Linked DNA regions of Homo sapiens: region 1 is linked to region 2. A link is an interaction called in ENCODE POLR2A ChIA-PET data of the cell type or tissue named here. Cell type or tissue: B cell. All regions are shown on one strand. Links, peaks and the distances in the headings refer to the core of each region. The heading gives the core; the rest is flanking DNA. Region 1 holds the start of SNORA74B (small nucleolar RNA, H/ACA box 74B). Region 2 overlaps CREBRF (CREB3 regulatory factor).

Region 1 (8,306 bases), core at 1-8,000, 110 kb before region 2:
CTGGGAGATCAAGGCTGCAATGAGCTGTGATTGCGCCACTCCAGTCCAGCCTGGGCAACAGAGCAAGACACTTGTGTTAAAAAAAAGAAAAAAAGGCACAGTCAACAAAAACTAAAATAGACAAATGGGACTATATTAAACTAAAAAGCTCTGCACAGCAAAAGAAACAATAGAATAAAGAGACAACTTGGCCGGGCGCGGTGGCTCACGCCTGTAATCCCAGCACTTTGGGAGGCCGAGGCGGGTGAATCACGAGGTCAGGAGATCGAGACCATCCTGGCTAACATGGTGAAACCCCGTCTCTACTAAAAATACAAAAAATTAACCAGGCGTAGTGGTGGGCGCCTGTAGTCCCAGCTACTCCGGAGGCTGAGGCAGGAGAATGGCGTGAACCCGGCAGGCGGAGCTTGCAGTGAGCTGAGATTGCGCCACTGCACTCCAGCCTGGGCGACAGAGCCAGACTCCATCTCAAAAAAAAAAAAAAAAAAAAGAGACAACTTGTTGAATGGGAGAAAATATTTGCAAACTACCCAACTGACAGGGGACTAAGATCCAGAATATATAAGGACCTCAAACAACTTAACAGTTAAACAAATAATCCTATTGAGAAATGGACAAAGGACATGACTAGATATTTCTCAAAAGAAGACATTACAAATGGCCAGCAGTGCTCAATATTATTAATCACTAGGGAAATGCAATTCAAAACTACAATGAGATATCATCTCACTCCAGTTAGAATGGCTATTACTAAAAAGCGAAAATATGGCCATGCATGGTGGCTCATGCCTATAATCCCAGCACTTTGGGAAGCCAAGGCAGGTGGATCATCTGAGATTAGGAGTTTGAGACCAGCCTGGCCAACCATGTTCAACATGGTGGAACCCCATCTCCACTAAGAATTAAAAAATTAGCTGGGTGTGGTGGTAGGTTGTAATCCCAGCTACTCCTGAGGCTGAGGCAGGAGAATCACTTCAACCCGGGAGGTAGAGGTTGCAGTGAGCCAAGATCGTGCCACTGCACTCCAGCCTGGGCCGTAAAGGGAGACTCCATCTTAAAAAAAAAAAAAAAAAAAAGCCAAAAAATAACAGATGCCAGCAAGGATGCAGAGAAAAGGAAACTTTTATACACTGTTAGTGAGAATGTAAATTAGTATAGAAAATGGTATGGAGTATAGAAACCAGTATAGAAAATGGTATGGAGATTTTTCAAAAAACTAAAAATAGAACTGCCATATGATCCAGCATTCCCGCTACTGGGTATTTATCCAGTGGTAGAGAAATCAGTATATATAAAAGGTATACCTGCACTCTCGCATGTTGATCGCAGTGCTGTTCACAGTAGCAGAGACAGAGAATCAATCTAAGTGTCTGTCAACAGATGAACGCATGCAGAAAATGTGTTATATGTACACTACGGAATAGTATTCAGCCATAAAAAAAGAATGAAATCATGTCATTTGCAGCATCATGGGAGGAACTAGAGGCCATTATCTTAAGTGAAATAAGCCAAGTGCAGAAAGACAAATATCACATGTTCTCACTTATATGTGGGAGCTAAAAAATTTGATGTCAAAGACATGAAGAGTAGAATGATAGATATGAGAGACTGGGAAGGAAGGAAAGTTGTGGGAATAAAGAGTAGCACAATGGGTACAAACATGTGGGGTACCCGTAAAATGGGCACAAACATTAAACAGAGGAAATAAGTTTCTTCTATGTTTGATTGCAAAATAGGGTGACTATACTCAGCAACAGTACTTTGTGTATTTCATACTAACGGGAAGCGAGGACTTGAAATGATACCAACACAGAGAAATGGTAAATACGAAGAAAAAACAGTTTCTAAATACTGACCTGACCAAGAAAGGGGTCTTCATTCTTTCTTCTGGATATTCTTTAGTGAAGGCACCAAAGGCTTGTGTTGAACTTAATCAGTGCTCAGTGGATGGATTCTCATTTTCTGAATTCTCAATTTAGATTTAGCTAAATTAATGCCTTCTGAAATGTTCTCAGTTAAAATATTCCAGAAGGTCACTTTTTGAAGTGGGAACAGTAATCTGATCTGATTCCTGGTCTAGGATCTACTACTACCTAATTAGCATTGTGACCATAGGCCAATCACTTAGACTCTCTCTGCCTGTTTCCTAGTACAAGAATTAAATGAAAGGTTATATGTGAAATTGTGATATTGTGAAATACAAATTTAGTCTTTGTTCCCATTTCCTGGTATACAACTCCTAAAATCCTTAGAATCTCCAAAGTGACATGTGTCTTTGTATGCTAATGAGTTGACTGATGATTGGCAGCCCCTTGGTAGCTCCAGGATGGGATCTAATCACGAACCAAGGAAGGATTAGAGGGTTGGGACTTTCAGCCCCACAGCCCAACCATAGGGGAAGGGGGAGGGGCTGAACCTTAAACTGATCACCAATGGCCCGTGATGTAATCAATCATGCCTACACAATGAAGCTTCCATAAAAACCCAAAAGGATTGGGTTCTGAGAGGTTCAGGAAAGCTGGAAGCTATTCCTGGAGGCTGGTGTTCCCAGGAAGAGCATGAGAACTTTGTGCCCCTTTCCATAGCTCACCCTGTCCATCCCTTCATCAGTATCTTGTGTAGTATCTTTTGTTAGTTTGTTTGAGACAGTCTCACTCTGTCATCCAGGCTAAAGTGCAGTGGTGCGACCTTGGCTCACTGCAACCTCTGCCTCCCAGGTTCAAGTGATTCTCCTGCCTCACCCTCCCAAGTAGCTGGGACTACAGATGTGTGCCACCATGCCCAGCTGATTTTTGTATTTTTAGTAGAGACGGGTTTCACCATGTTGGCCAGGCTGATCTCGAACTCCTGGGCTCAAGTGATCCACCCGCCTTGGCCTCCCAGTGTCGAGATTACAGGCGTGAGCCACCATGCCCAGATTGTAGTATCTTTTATAGTAAACCAGAAAACGTGTTTCCCTGAGCTCCGCGAGCTGCTCTAGTAGATTAATTGAACCTAAGAAAGGTTAGAGCCTCCCCGATTTATAGCCAGTTGGTCAGAAGCACAGGTAGAACAACCTGGGGCTTGCGATTGGCATCAGAAGTGAGGGGCGGTCTTGTGGAACCAAGCCCTCACCCTGTGAGATCTGATGCTGATGCTACCTCCAGGCAGATAATGTCAGGATTGAATTGGAGGACACCCAGCTGGAGTCCGCTGCAGAATTGATTGTGTGCTTGTTGGTGGGGAGAAATCCCCACACATTTGGCTGTAGAAGTCTCTTCTGTGTTGATTATTGTGGTGTGAAAGCAGAGGAAAAGGAGTCAATGTTTTTTCCACTCTCAGAAATAGCATCAGTATATTTTAAAAGTTCCCTGAGTGATTATAATTTGCAGCTGGGGAGGAGAACCACTCCGCTACAACATCCTACAAAGTGCTGGGAAGTGGTGTTTTCATTCTGTGCTATATTCTTGGTAACAAAAGGAGATAGGGGCTAGTTTAAATTCTAATGGATTTTTTTAGTATTTCTAGGCATTGGCCAGTTGTCTCAGTCTCTTACGAAAGTGTTTTTTCAGGCAGCTTGTATTGCCTGCCGGGATTGGGGAAGTCCTTGGTTAGTTTGGAATTTTCCATGACTCTTAGCTCTGCACCATTAGCGTCAACTGCAGTCACAGAGCTTTTCAGTGTGTCCGCCTGTGCTGTTCTCTTCCTTTTTTTATAATGTCAGATGGATGATGTTGAACCTCAACTACAAGTCTTAGTATTGTGTTTGTGTTTAATACCCTACTTCTAAGGATGGATCAGAAAATCTCATCTGAATGAACTTTTTGTTTATTAAGTGAGTCAGCTTGAACTATCTGTTTTGGCCTGCTTTCCTCAGGTGTCATGTTTCCTGTCACAAAATCACCTTTTGTTTCTGTGGGCACAAGCTTCTGATATGGTGCTGGCTAATTCTCCAGCAATCTCTCCATTGGTGATCAGAATCAGCCTTTTGATCCTCTGATTGGAAAAGCTCTAAAAATGACAGTAAATGAAAGAAAAAAGATCCACCCGGATAATGGCCTAGTTGGGGCTTGGCTAGTTCCCCGCTTATAGGGAAATTTAAAGTCCTGAAAGCGTGAAAGGAGACTGCTGTAGTGATATATCCACTTACCCTTAGAAAGTGATTCCCTGCTGGGCGTGGTGGCTCACCCCTGTAATCCCAGCACTTTGGGAGGCCGAGGTGGGCGGATCACGTGAGATCAGGAGTGCGAGACCAGCCTTGCCAACATGGTGAAACCCCATCTTTACTAAAAATACAAAAATTAGCCGAGTGTGGTGGCAGGCGCCTGTAATCCCAACTACTCGGGAGGCTGAGGCGGGAGAATCGCTTGAACCCGGGAGGCAGAGGTTGCAGTGAGCCGAGATCGTGCCATCGCACTCCAGCCTGGGTGACGAGAGTGAGACTTCGTCTAAAAAAAAAAAAAAAAAAGCGATTCCTGGCCGGCTGCAGTGGCTCACGCCTGTAATCCCAGCACTTTGGGAGGCCAAGGTGGGCGGATCACAAGGTCAGGAGTTCGACACCAGCCTGGCCAACATAGTGAAACCTCTTCTCTACTAAAAATACAAAAATTAGCTGGGGATGGTGGCGCGTGCCTGTAATTCCAGCTACTCAGGAGGCTGAAGCAGGAGAATTGCTTGAACCCAGGAAGTGGAGGTTGTGGTGAGCTGAGATCGTGCCACTGCACTCCAGCCTGGACAACAGAACGAGACTCCTTCTCAAAAAAAAAAAAAAAAAAAAGAAAAGAAAAGAAAGGGATTCCCTAGATCCCAATGTACCATGCAGAAAGGATAGCAGTATGTTACCAAATTTCACTCTCCCAGATTGGTAGTTGGAGGTTGGTTGGGCTTGTTTACCTTAACCCTGCCCTCCTCCCCACACCACTGCCCACCAATGAAAGAAATTCAAATTCATACACAGTTGACCTTTGAATAACGTGGAAGTTAGAGGTTCCGATCCCCTGCACAGTTGAAAATCCATTTATAACTTTTGAATCCCCCCAGATTTAATTACTAATAGCCTACTGTTGATCAGGAGCTTTACCAATAACATAAACAGTCAATTAACACATAATTTGTATACGTATTATATCCCGTGTTCCTATAATAAAGGAAGGTAGAGAAAAGAAAATGTTAAGAAAATCATAAGGAAGAGAAAATATGTTTACTATTATATTAAGTGGAAGTGGATGAGCATAAAGGTCTTCATCCTTGTTGTCTTCACACTGAGTAGGCTGAGGAGGAGGAAGAAGAGGGCTTGGTCCTGCTGTCTCAGGTGTGGTAGAGGCAGAAGAGGTGGAGGAGGTGGAAAGGGAGGTGGAGGCAGGACAGGCAGGCATATGAGCAGGCCCAGGCATCCAAGTCGACCTGCATGGTTCAAACCCATGTTCAATGGTCAGCTGGATTTTGAGTAGGAACTAAAGGCAGTGTGTATTCTGCTTCATTCCCCTGTCTGTCTTCCTCCTTCCCTGACCACCCTGTCGAAATAATGCCCCGTCAAGCCACTCTCTATTCCTTCTCCTTGCTTGACTTCCTTCATAACAGTTATCACCTGACATTCTATTATGTAAGCTCTGTGAGGATAGTGACATTTCATTTTTCGCCATTGTATTTCTGAGGCCTAGAACTTAGTAGGTGCTCATTAAATATTTCTTTAGTAAGTGAAGAATGGTTTGAATACTCAGACATTTGCATATTTTTTTGTTGTTTGCTTTTGTCTGAGCTAAGTGATTCTCAAAACTTTATTTGGCATATGAATTACCGTATCATATATAAGACCCTTTATACAGAACTTTGTGAGCTATATAAGAAAATTTTAAAGATAAATCTATGCTATTTTTCTTTTCTTTTTTTAGAGACAGGGTCTCACTCTGTTGCCCAGGCTGGAGTGCAGTGATGTAACTATAGCACTGCAGCCTTGAACTCCCAGGCTCAAGGGATGCTCCCACCTCAGCCTCCTGGGTAGCTGTGGCTACAAGTGCAAGTCAGCAAACACAGTGAATTTTTAAAATTTTTTTATAGAGACGGGTTCTCACTGTGTTGCCCAGACTGGTCATCAACTCCTGGCTTCGAGTGATCCTTATCCTCCCAAAGTGCGGGATTATAGGCATGAGCCACCGCACCCAACCTGTTTTTCACTTTTAACCCTGAAGTCGGCTGGGCGAGGTGGCTCACGTCTGTAATCCCAGCACTTTGGGAGGCCGAGGCGGGCACATCACGAGGTCAGGAGATGGAGACCATCCTGGCTAACACGGTGAAAACCCATCTCTACTAAAAATACAAAAAATGAGCTGGGCGTGGTGGCGGGCGCCTGTAGTCCCAGCTACTCGGGAGGCTGAGGCAGGAGAATGGGTGAACTCGGGAGGCGGAGCTTGCAGCAAGCCGAGATTGCACCACTGCAGTCTGGACTGGGCGAAAGAGCGAGACTCCATCTCAAAAAAAAAAAAACCCTGAAGTAAGATGTGACACCATTTTACTTCCTTTATAGTTTAGTCTGTAATACAGAGGAATACCTCATTATTTAGATTCTGAAGTAAACTGGGGAGAAGGTAAATGCCCATTCTGTTAAGTTCCACAGTAGGATGTGTTACATATTTTGGTGGTGATGGGGATTAGAAAAGGGGACCTTACATGTTATAGTCTAATAGGAAGATGATAAGCTACAATCAAACCTTGCCTGTACCAGTAAAAATGGGTGTGTCATGTAGGTTGTGGGTCTTAACATTTGGAGAATGGATAAAATAAGACACATTTTCCCTGAGGTTGGAAGTTGTGATGATGATAAATTGAGATTAAGTGAAAACGCTTTGAAGCGAAGATATCATGAATTCAGGAAATCTTGGATACTTGGAAAGATAATCAGGTAATGAGAGAAAAGTCAGAGACTTACTGTGACAAAGCCTCACTGCTTTGTGATATGTCTCAAGATGAAGGCAGGCTACGTCCTGGGAAACATTTTGTTATCAGACATGCTGCTGTTAACACAATGTATATGGAAAGTTTGGTGTGAATGCAGTAGATTTAAGTTTTGCTAGTGTACTTTTTCCATGCTAATTGAAAATGGTCATGTTCCAACATGATTTCACCGCTTCGTTGTTTCTCTCCCATCCTTCTTTTAGTTGGCTGATTGCAATTCTGGCCCAACTCAACCCTCTCTTTGGACCGCAATTGAAAAATGAAACCATCTGGTATCTGAAGTATCATTGGCCTTGAGGAAGAAGACATGCTCTACAGTGCTCAGTCTTTGAGGTGACTATGCTTGTGACCTTTCTTATCAGTATGGTCAGGCAGTCAGAGTTTGCCTTGACTTTTTCTCACATTTTATGGCCATTTTAACACGTGGCAAGGGCAAGCTGCTGAATGCAAACACGATCTGAAGAGCAGAAATAAAATTGGAACTTAAGCCTTAGCTTACCTAAATCTCATTAAGATTCTTTTTAGATTCTGCTATCACCCTGCCTTTTTAAATAAATACAGTTTAATTTACAAAATTAAGCTTGCATGCACTCTTTCAGACGCAGATCAAAAAAGTAACTGTTTATACTTGGCATTGTGAGATCCAGCAACTTTAAAAAGTGGCTGGCAGATTTAAAATTGAGCAGGTTTCTTTCCAGCAGTAGTCAGCCATCCGGACAGAACCGTTCCTGTGATGGTGTTACACTGCTGGGAGAGGAATGTCTTGTCTTCATCCGGTTGCCTGCGCCACTGTTCTGGTGGCGTCTGGCACTGGTGCAAGACAGAGCTGTGCTTCCCCGAGAGTGTGCTAAGCATTCACTTTGGCTGCTTAGTTCTAGTCTGGGAGCAGACAGAGAAAACAAAATTAAGGTTTTTGAATGCTTTGGATGGAGAAAGGTGCCTGCGTCCGTTTGTTTTGTGTTGCTATAAAGGAATACATGAGACTGGGTAATTTATATTTGGCTCGCAGTTCTGCAGGCTGTATAAACATGACACCCGTATCTGTTTGGCTTCTGGTGAGGCCTCAGGAGGTTTTTACTTATGGCAGAAAGCAAAAGGGGGGCAGCCGTGTCATATGGCCAGAGAGGGAGCAAGAGAGAGAGAAGGAGGTGCCAGGCTCCTTTAAACAAGCAGCTCTTGTGTGCACTAACAACTACTTCACTCGTTACTATGGGGAGGTATATTAGCCCATTTTCACGCTGCTGATAAAGACATACCCAAGACTGGGTAATTTATAAAGAAAGAGAGGTTTAATGGACTCACAGTTCCTCGTGGCTGGGGAGGCCTCACAATAATGGCGGAGGATGAAAGGCAGTTCTTACATGGTAGCAGCAAGA
Region 2 (8,338 bases), core at 213-8,212:
AATTTCAATTCTTTTACTAGAAAAAGCTATTCAGATGCTTTATTTCTTCTTGTATGGATTTTCTTTTTCTTTCTTTCTTTCTTTTTTTTTTTTGAGACAGTATCTCACTCTGTTGCTCAGGCTGGAGTGCAGTGGCACGATCTCAGCTCACTGCAACCTCTGCCTCCCGGGTTCAAGCAATTCTCATGCCTCAGTCTCCTGAGTAGCTGGGATTACAGGCATACACCACCATGCCTGGCTAATTATTTTTATTTTTAGTATAGATGGGGTTTCACTGTGTTGGCCAGGCTGGTCTGGAACACCTGGCCTCAAGTGATCCACCCATCTCGGCCTCCCAAAGTGCTGGGATTACAGATGTGAGCCACCGTGCCTGAGCCTCTTTTTTTTTTTTTTTTTTTTTTTTTTTTTGAGATGGAGTCTTGCTTGTTGCCCAGGCTGGAGTGCAGTGGTGCAATCACAGCTCACTGTAACCTCCGCCTCCCAGCTTCAAGCGATTTTCTTGCCTCAGCCTCCTGAGTAGCTGGGATTACAGGCACCTGCCACCAAGCCCAGCTAATTTTTATATTTTATTAGACATGGGGTTTCGTCATGTTGGCTAGGCTGGTCTTGAACTTCTGATCTGGGGTGATTCACCCGCCTCAGCCTCCCAAAGTACTGGGATTACAGGCACGAGCCACCGCGTCCGGCCTTCCTGGCTTCTTATGTGGATTTTAAATTGTGTTTTCAAGAAATTTGTTCATTTCACCCAAGTTGTTAAATTTGTTAGCACCATATTTTCTTATTATCCTTTTAATATCTGTAGATTCTAAAGTGATAACAACACCTTTTTCGTTACTGATATGAGTGATTGGTGTTGTCTCTTATTTTTCATGATGGATCTACCTGGGTAGGGGGTTGTCAGTGTTATTGATCATTTCAAGGAACCAGCTTTTGGCTTTGTTAATTTTCCTTATTGTATATTTTCTGTTACATACATTTCTGCTCTTTATTATTTCCCTCCTTTACTTACTTTGAGTTAACTTGCTTTTTTTTTTTTGAGTTGGAGTCTTGCTCTGTTGTCCAGGCTGGAGTGCAGTGGCGCAGTCTCGGCTCACTGCAAGCTCCGCCTCCTGAGTTCATGCTATTCTCCTGCCTCAGCCTCCTGAGTAGCTGGGACTACAGGCACCTGCCACCACGCCCAACTAATTTTTTGTATTTTTAGTAGAGACAGGGTTTCACCGTGTTAGCCAGGTTGGTCTCTATCTCCTGACCCCGTGATCCGCCCGCCTTGGCCTCCCAAAGTGCTGGGATTACAGGTGTGAGCCACCACGCCTGGCCTTAACTTGCTTTTTGTTCTGTTTTGTTTTAAAGCTTTTCAAGGTGGGGAAATCTGTTTTTAAAGCTTTTGTTTTTGAGGGACTTGGTTTGATTTATTTAATAAACATTTACTAAGGTCCTGTGATTCGATATAGCAGGCACTATCAGGTCTTAAAGCAATGAAGACAAGTAGGGCAAGTTGCTTACAGGTTAGTGGACATCGATGCATGTCTACAGTGTGTTGTCTTTTTTCCTTGCCATTTTTTTTAGTTGGAGATGGGGTCTCACTGTGGTACCTAGGCTGGAGCACAGCGGCTATTCACAGTCACCATCCTAGTGCAACTGCCTGCAACTCCTGGGCTAAAGCCATTCCCCTGCCTCAGCCTCCCAAGTAGCTGGGACTGCAGGTGCACACCACCACACCTGGCTACAGTGTGTTATCAAAAGTGCATACCCAGTAATCTTGAGGGTTTTGTTGTTGTTGTTGTTGTTTGCTGCTGTTGTTGTTGTTGTTTTTTGAGAGGGAGTCTTGCTCTGTTAGCCCAGGCTGGAGTGCAGTGGCAAGATCTTGGTTCACTGCAACCTCCACCTCCTGGGTTCAGGTAATTCTCCTGCCTCAGCCTCTGGAATAGCTGTGACTATAGGCACATGCCACCACACCTGGCTAATTTTCGTGGTTTTATTAGACACAGGGTTTCACCGTTTGGCCAGGCTGGTCTCGAACTCCTGACCTCATGCAGTCCACCTGCCTTGGTCTCCCAAAGTGTTGGGATTATAGGCGTGAGCCACTGCACCTGGCTAATCTTGAGATATTTTTAAAAAACAAGTGCCACATCATTTGAAATCAGTTTCTTTGTATAGGAGCTGCTTATAATCATTACTGCTTAATGCTTTCTTACACATTCTCCATTTCTTTTTTTTTTTGAGCATAGAATTTTTTTTATTTGTTGGTGTCATCTATTATTTCTTTTATTATTATTATTATTATTATTATTATTATTATTATTATTATTATACTTTAAGTTTTAGGGTACATGTGCACAATGTGCCAGTTAGTTACATATGTATACATGTGCCATGCTGGTGTGCTGCACCCATTAACTCGTCATTTAGCATTAGGTATATCTCCTAATGCTATCCCTCCCCCCTCCCCCCACCCCACAACAGTCCCCAGAGTGTGATGTTCCCCTTCCTGTGTCCATGTGTTCTCATTGTTCAATTCCCATCTATGAGTGAGAACATGCGGTGTTTGGTTTTTTGTCCTTGCGATAGTTTACTGAGAATGATGATTTCCAATTTCATCCATGTCCCTACAAAGGACATGAACTCATCATTTTTTATGGCTGCATAGTATTCCATGGTGTATATGTGCCACATTTTCTTAATCCAGTCCATTTCTTAATTATCTGTTATTACATAATTAAAAGGAAAGTCTTTCATGGTAGTGACATATTCCAAGTGTTTTGTTCTGTCTTACAGATAATTTATTGTTTGTAATCAACTCCATCAAGCAAGAGATTGTAAACCGGGTACAGAATCCAAGAGATGAGAGAGGACCCAACATGGGGCAGAAGCTTGAAATCCTCATTAAAGATACTCTCGGTAAGAAGAATGCGAGATAAATTCATAACAATTAATAATATGTGTAAGATGTATGATTTAAGGGGATATTAAAAGTTCTTTTAGTTTAAGGAAAAACTCAAGTGCTCTCATTGTAATTACTCTCCTTTATGAGTAGTTTTATCTTTTGAGATTTAGTGTTCATAAACATGTGTTGCAGGTGACCACAACTTGTAATTTAGACTTAATCATGAAACTATTTTAACATTTAAGAAAAACAAACTTCTAGCAACTTTAACCTTTCATGGAGGACAAAAGGTCCCAGAGCTGTCAAGCCTGCAGTTTGCACTTTAGTGTAGAGATTCTTACTTGTTTTACTCAGTAATGCATTTCACAGGATTCCCACAAACTTGGCTCTCTGGTTTCCCATCCCTGAACAGATTGCACAATGTGGGGAGGATCAGAGGGCAGGGATCTAGACGTCAGGCCAACTGAGAGCTGACAGGGAAGAGAGAGCTAGCTAGTATAGACATAGACATGAGAATCAGCTCAGCTGCTGTAGGAGAAAGTCACTGACAGACAGTAGCATCCAAGGCATCCAGCGTTATATGACCCACGAAAACCCCCAAAATTAAATATACACAATAAAAGGTCAAATGTTTTTCTTGAACAAAAGTATATTTATATTGAAAACAATCAGGTGAAGAGTAGACCCTAATCGCCAGTATTTTCCTCAGCAATCACTTACCTCCTGCTTCCATATGGATTAATTCTGTGCTTGACTTTTTCTTCAAATGGGTTGATGCTATTTTAATTTTTTATGTATTCTTTCATAGCATTTCTTTCTTTTCTTTCCTTTTATTTTTAAAAGCATTTTTATTCTTCCTTTATTAGCTACAGGGGGAAATTTAACATTACAAGAAAAAGTTATTTTTACCTTTTTATTTTTTAATATAAACATCTATATGTTTGGTAAGCTTATGTACTCCTTTACACTTGAAAGTCAGTTTTACCAGGTATAAAATCCTCAACTCGTATTTTCTTTCCTTGAGTATCTTGAATATGAGTCTCCATTTTCTTTTGGCATAAAGTGTTGCTATAGAAAAGCTAATACTGGCTGGGCTTGGTGGCTCATGCCTGTAATCCCAACACTTTGGGAGGCCAAGGCGGGCAGATCACTTGAGGTCAGGAGTTCGAGACCAGCCTGGCCAACATGGTAAAACCCTGTCTCTACTAAACATACAAAAATTAGCTGGGCGTGGTGGCAGGTGCCTGTAATCCCAGGTACTTGGGAGGCTGAGGCAGGAGAATCGCTTGAATGCAGGAGGGGTGGAGGTTACAGTGAGCCAAGATTAGACCACTGCACTCTAGCCTGGGTGACAGAGCAAAACTCTGTCTCAAAAAAAAAAAAAAAAAAAGAAAAAAGAAAAGCCAATATTGACTAATTATTTTTTCCTTATAAGTACTTTGCTGTTTTTGCTTAGGTGCCAAAAGGATTTTTTCTTTAAATACCAGTGATTTTGCTAAGTTATATCTTAGAGTTGGTCATTTTTAGTTGACATTTTTATGTTTATACTGTGTTCTTTCAATATGTACTTTCAAATGTTTTTAGTGTTTGATCTGTTCCCTTGCTTTGCTTTTCTTCTGTAGGGACTCTTATTATCTATAGATTGGCTCTTTTTGGCCCATCTTTAGTATTCGTCTGTCTTTCTTTTCTCTTTTCTTCTTCTTTCTTCCTTCTTCTTCTTTCTTCTTCTTCTTTTTTTTTTTTTTTTTGAGACAGTGTTTTGCTCTGTCACCCAGGCAGTAGTGCAGTGGCACAATCTTAGCTCACTGCAGCCTCCACCTCCCAGGTTCAGGTGATTCTCCTGCCTCAGCCTCCTGAGTAGCTGGGATTACAGGCACCCACCACCACACCTGGCTAATTTTTGTATTTTTTAGTAGAGGTGGGGTTTCACCATGTTGGCCAGGCTGGTCTCGAACTCCTGACTTCAAATGATCTTCCTGCCTTGTGTCACTTTTTCTTGAATCATTTTTATCTCTTCATTTTTAACATTATTTCTCCTTTTTACCTTCTGTTTCTCTTAAAGCATTATTTGCTGTCATTACTTGCTGATCTTAGGTTCCTTTTACTTTCAGGAATTTTCCCCTGTATTTCTAATTATTTTCTGAATTCTGTCACCTTATTTCTTAGTTATTCTATTTCTGATTTATGTTCTTTCATGTATCGTGCCATTTTCTTTAATGTCTTTTATTCTCTTTTTTCTTAGAAAAAGTTGTGGGATTCTGACCTTGATACTTCTCTGTTGTTCATATATGTGTGAAATTAGTTCCTCTGAACTTTTAAAAGAAGGTTTGGTTCAGAATAGCTTTTCTTTTTTCACAGAGTCTCCGCTTTTCAGTTAACATTTAAAAACATGGCATCCGGGCACGGTGGCTCACGCCTGTAATCCCAGCACTTTGGGAGGCCGAGGCAGGCAGATCACGAGGTCAGGAGATCGAGATCATCCTGGCTAACATGGTGAAACCCCGTCTCTACTAAAAATACAAAAAAAAAGCTGGGTGTGGTGGCACGCGCCGGTAGTCCCAGCTACTTGGGAGGCTGAGGCAGGAGAATTGCTTGAACCCAGGAGGCAGAGGTTACAGTGAGCCAAGATTGTGCCACTGCGCTCCCGCCTGGGCGACAGAGCGAGACTCCTTTTCAAAAAAACAAAACAAAACAAAAAAACATGGCACGCCAGGTTTGGTGGCTTTTTCCTGTAATCCCAGTCACTTGGAAGGCTGAGGCAGGAGGATCATGTGAGGTCAAGAGTTCTAGACCAGCCTGGGCAACATGGCAACCCATCTCTGAAACAAAAACAAAAAAATGGCACCTGTCTTTCTGAGATTTCTTGTTCTGCTTCCCTCCCTCATTTTATTTGGACCATCTCTGTTTCATATCTTTAGTTCCTTTCTTGCTCAATGTTAATTTCAACCCCAGGGTTTTTTGTTTTGTTTTGAGACAGAGTCTCACTCTGTCGCCCAGGCTGGAGTGCAGTGGCGTGATCTTGGCTCCCTGCAGCCTCTGCCTCCCAGGTTCAAGCGATTTTCCTGCCTCAGCCTCCCCAGTAGCTGGGATTACAGGTGCACACCACCACGCCCGGCTGATTTTTGTGTTTTTACTGGGGATGGGGTTTCACCATGTTGGCCAGGCTAGTATCAAACTCCTGACATCAAGTGATCTGCCCGCCTTGGCCTCCCAAAGTATTGGGATTACAGGCCTGAGCCACTGCACCTGGCCAGTTTTTTTTGTTTTATCACGGCTTGCTCCTGTCCTGCAAGAGTCCTGGCTGGTCCATTTTCAGAGTTCACAGAGGCTCAACTGTGGGCCCCTTCACTTCTGACTGTGGGCTCCTTGTACTCACCTTGTATTCAATATTGGGTTGGAGAAAATCCCTCACAGCGTTAGCTGCAGTTCTCAAGTTGACTCTGCTGTACTTGCCAGTGGGTAACCTATTCGCTATATGGAAATTTTTTTTTGTTCTCATGTCCATTACTTCCTTTTGGCCCATCCACATAAATATTGATAAATATTGATAATGCTGTTGCCATACATGTCTTAAAGCTTTTGGTAGTTTGTTCCTACCTTCTTGAATGTTCCTAGGGATACCTTATCACTTGTAAATGTTTTCCATGGGTTTATGGTTTTGCCATTTAGTTGCTCTGTTTTTATATGGGGAAATGAAGATTAAAAATCTATGTGGTGGCTGAGCACAGTGGCTCATGCCTGTAATCCCAACACTTTGGGAGGCTGAGGTGGGAGGATCGATTGAGGTCAGGAGCTCAAGACCAGCCTGAACCTGGAAGGTCAAGGCTTCAATGAGCAGGGTGATTGCACCACTGCACTCCAGCCTGGGCAACAGAGTGAGACCCTTTCTCAAAAACAACAATAACAACAACTATACAGCTGTCTTCCCAGAATTTGCCTCTGGACCAGTTTAAATGGGTTGGAGTTTCTTTTTCTTTTTTTTTTTTTTTTTTTTGAGACAGTCTCCCTCTGTCACCCAGGCTAGAGTGCAGTGGCACTATCTTGACTCACTGCAACCTCCGCCTCCTGGGTTCAAGTGGTTCTTATGCCTCAGCCTTCTGAGTAGCATGTTCCACCATGTGCAGCTAATTTTTGTATTTTTAATGGAGACGGGGTTTCACCACCTTGGCCAGGATGGTCTCAAAGTCCTGACCTCAAGTGATCTTCCCGCCTCAGCCTCTCAAAGTGCTATAGTCATGAGCCACTGAGCCTAGCTGAGTTTCTTTTTCTTTTCTTTTTTTTTTTTTTTTGAGATGGGGTCTCGCTGTGTCACCCAGGATAGAGTGCAGTTGCACGATCTCGGCTTACTGCAACCTCTGCCTCCCAGATTCAAGCGATTCTCCTGCCTCAGCCTCCCAAGTAGCTGGGACTACAGGCGCATGCCACCGCGCCCGGCTAATTTTTGTATTTTTAGTAGAGATGGGGTTTCACCATCTTGGCCAGGCTGGTCTCAAACTCCTAACCTCGTGATCCACCCACCTCAGCCTCCCAAAGTGCTGGGATTACAGGCGTGAGCCACTGCGCCTGGCCTGAGTTTATTTTTCTTAAAGGTAATTTCTCTGTCAGGTTACAAATTCTTCTGGAGTCATTTTTGATAATTTACGTATTCCTGAAAAATTACTTCCTCCTGGGCCTCAAATTTATTAAAAGTGAGCAAAGCATTTTTGTTTGATTTTTGATTTCTTCTATATCTGTTGTTACTGTTCCATTTTCATTTATTATTTTGTGTCTGTTCTCCCTTATTTCTTGATTCATTATAGGTTATTCTACTTTCTCCCCCCCAAAACCAGCTCTTAACTTACCAATTCTAATTTCTTGAGTTGTTAGATGCTTAATTTTTTTCTTTTTATTCTTTCTTGACCATTCATATAAATAACAGCCTTTGAATTTTCTTCTTAGAGCTACTTTAGCTGATTAAAATTCTGACATAAGTTCTGATTTGTCATTTTTATTGTTTTCTGAATACTTTGAAATTTTAGGTTTGATTTACTCTTTAACCCAAGAATTCTTTGAGAGAGATTTAAAATTTCCCCCAGCAGGTAGGGATTATTGTTTTCTAGTTTTATTACTGACCTCCAGTTTTTTGTGGATTTATTGAGATTTTCTTGGCTACCTAATATAAGATTACAATTTTTAATGTTCTGCGGGAGTTTTAAAAGAAGATGTATTTTCTGTTTTATAATAAGATTCCCACATATCGACTAGGTATTTTTAATAAAGTTTTTTCCTTTTTTTTTTTGGTGTGGCAGTCCATTTACTCTGTGTAGAACTGAGAAAAGTTCCCAGTAATGTATTTCAGTTTCATCTCATATTTTCTGTGTTTTTGCTTCTGAATGTCAGGATGTTTGAATAGTATTTATTAGTACTAAATCTGCATTATGAACTACAGTTTTTATCATCACGAAGTACACTTCT

The links. ChIA-PET counts read pairs that join two places held together with the same protein. Peaks named below come from ENCODE experiments on the same cell type or tissue, not always from the same donor. Only the 100,000 strongest peaks of a DNase experiment are listed, where the experiment ranks them.
Region 1: POLR2A ChIA-PET joins it to region 2 with 16 read pairs; 5 of 35 experiments call an interaction of 5 or more read pairs at or near these places.

What each region holds. Positions count from the first base shown.
Region 1 is chr5:173,013,105-173,021,410 of GRCh38, forward strand. ATP6V0E1 (ATPase H+ transporting V0 subunit e1) reads left to right here. Exons shown (of 4, transcript NM_003945.4): 3 at 7,134-7,263. The coding sequence ends at 7,227. SNORA74B (small nucleolar RNA, H/ACA box 74B) reads left to right here and starts at 7,622; the gene lies at 7,622-7,825. RefSeq lists an enhancer at 4,347-4,890 and a silencer at 7,122-7,416. In B cell, for the core only: no CTCF peak of the experiment used is centred there; no DNase peak of the experiment used is centred there; H3K27ac peaks cover 3,069 bases.
Region 2 is chr5:173,120,305-173,128,642 of GRCh38, forward strand. It overlaps CREBRF (CREB3 regulatory factor), which reads left to right. Exons shown (of 9, transcript NM_153607.3): 8 at 2,776-2,898. Among named protein-coding and RNA genes, the nearest start is that of BNIP1, 20 kb to the right of the region's middle. In B cell, for the core only: no CTCF peak of the experiment used is centred there; no DNase peak of the experiment used is centred there; H3K27ac peaks cover 370 bases.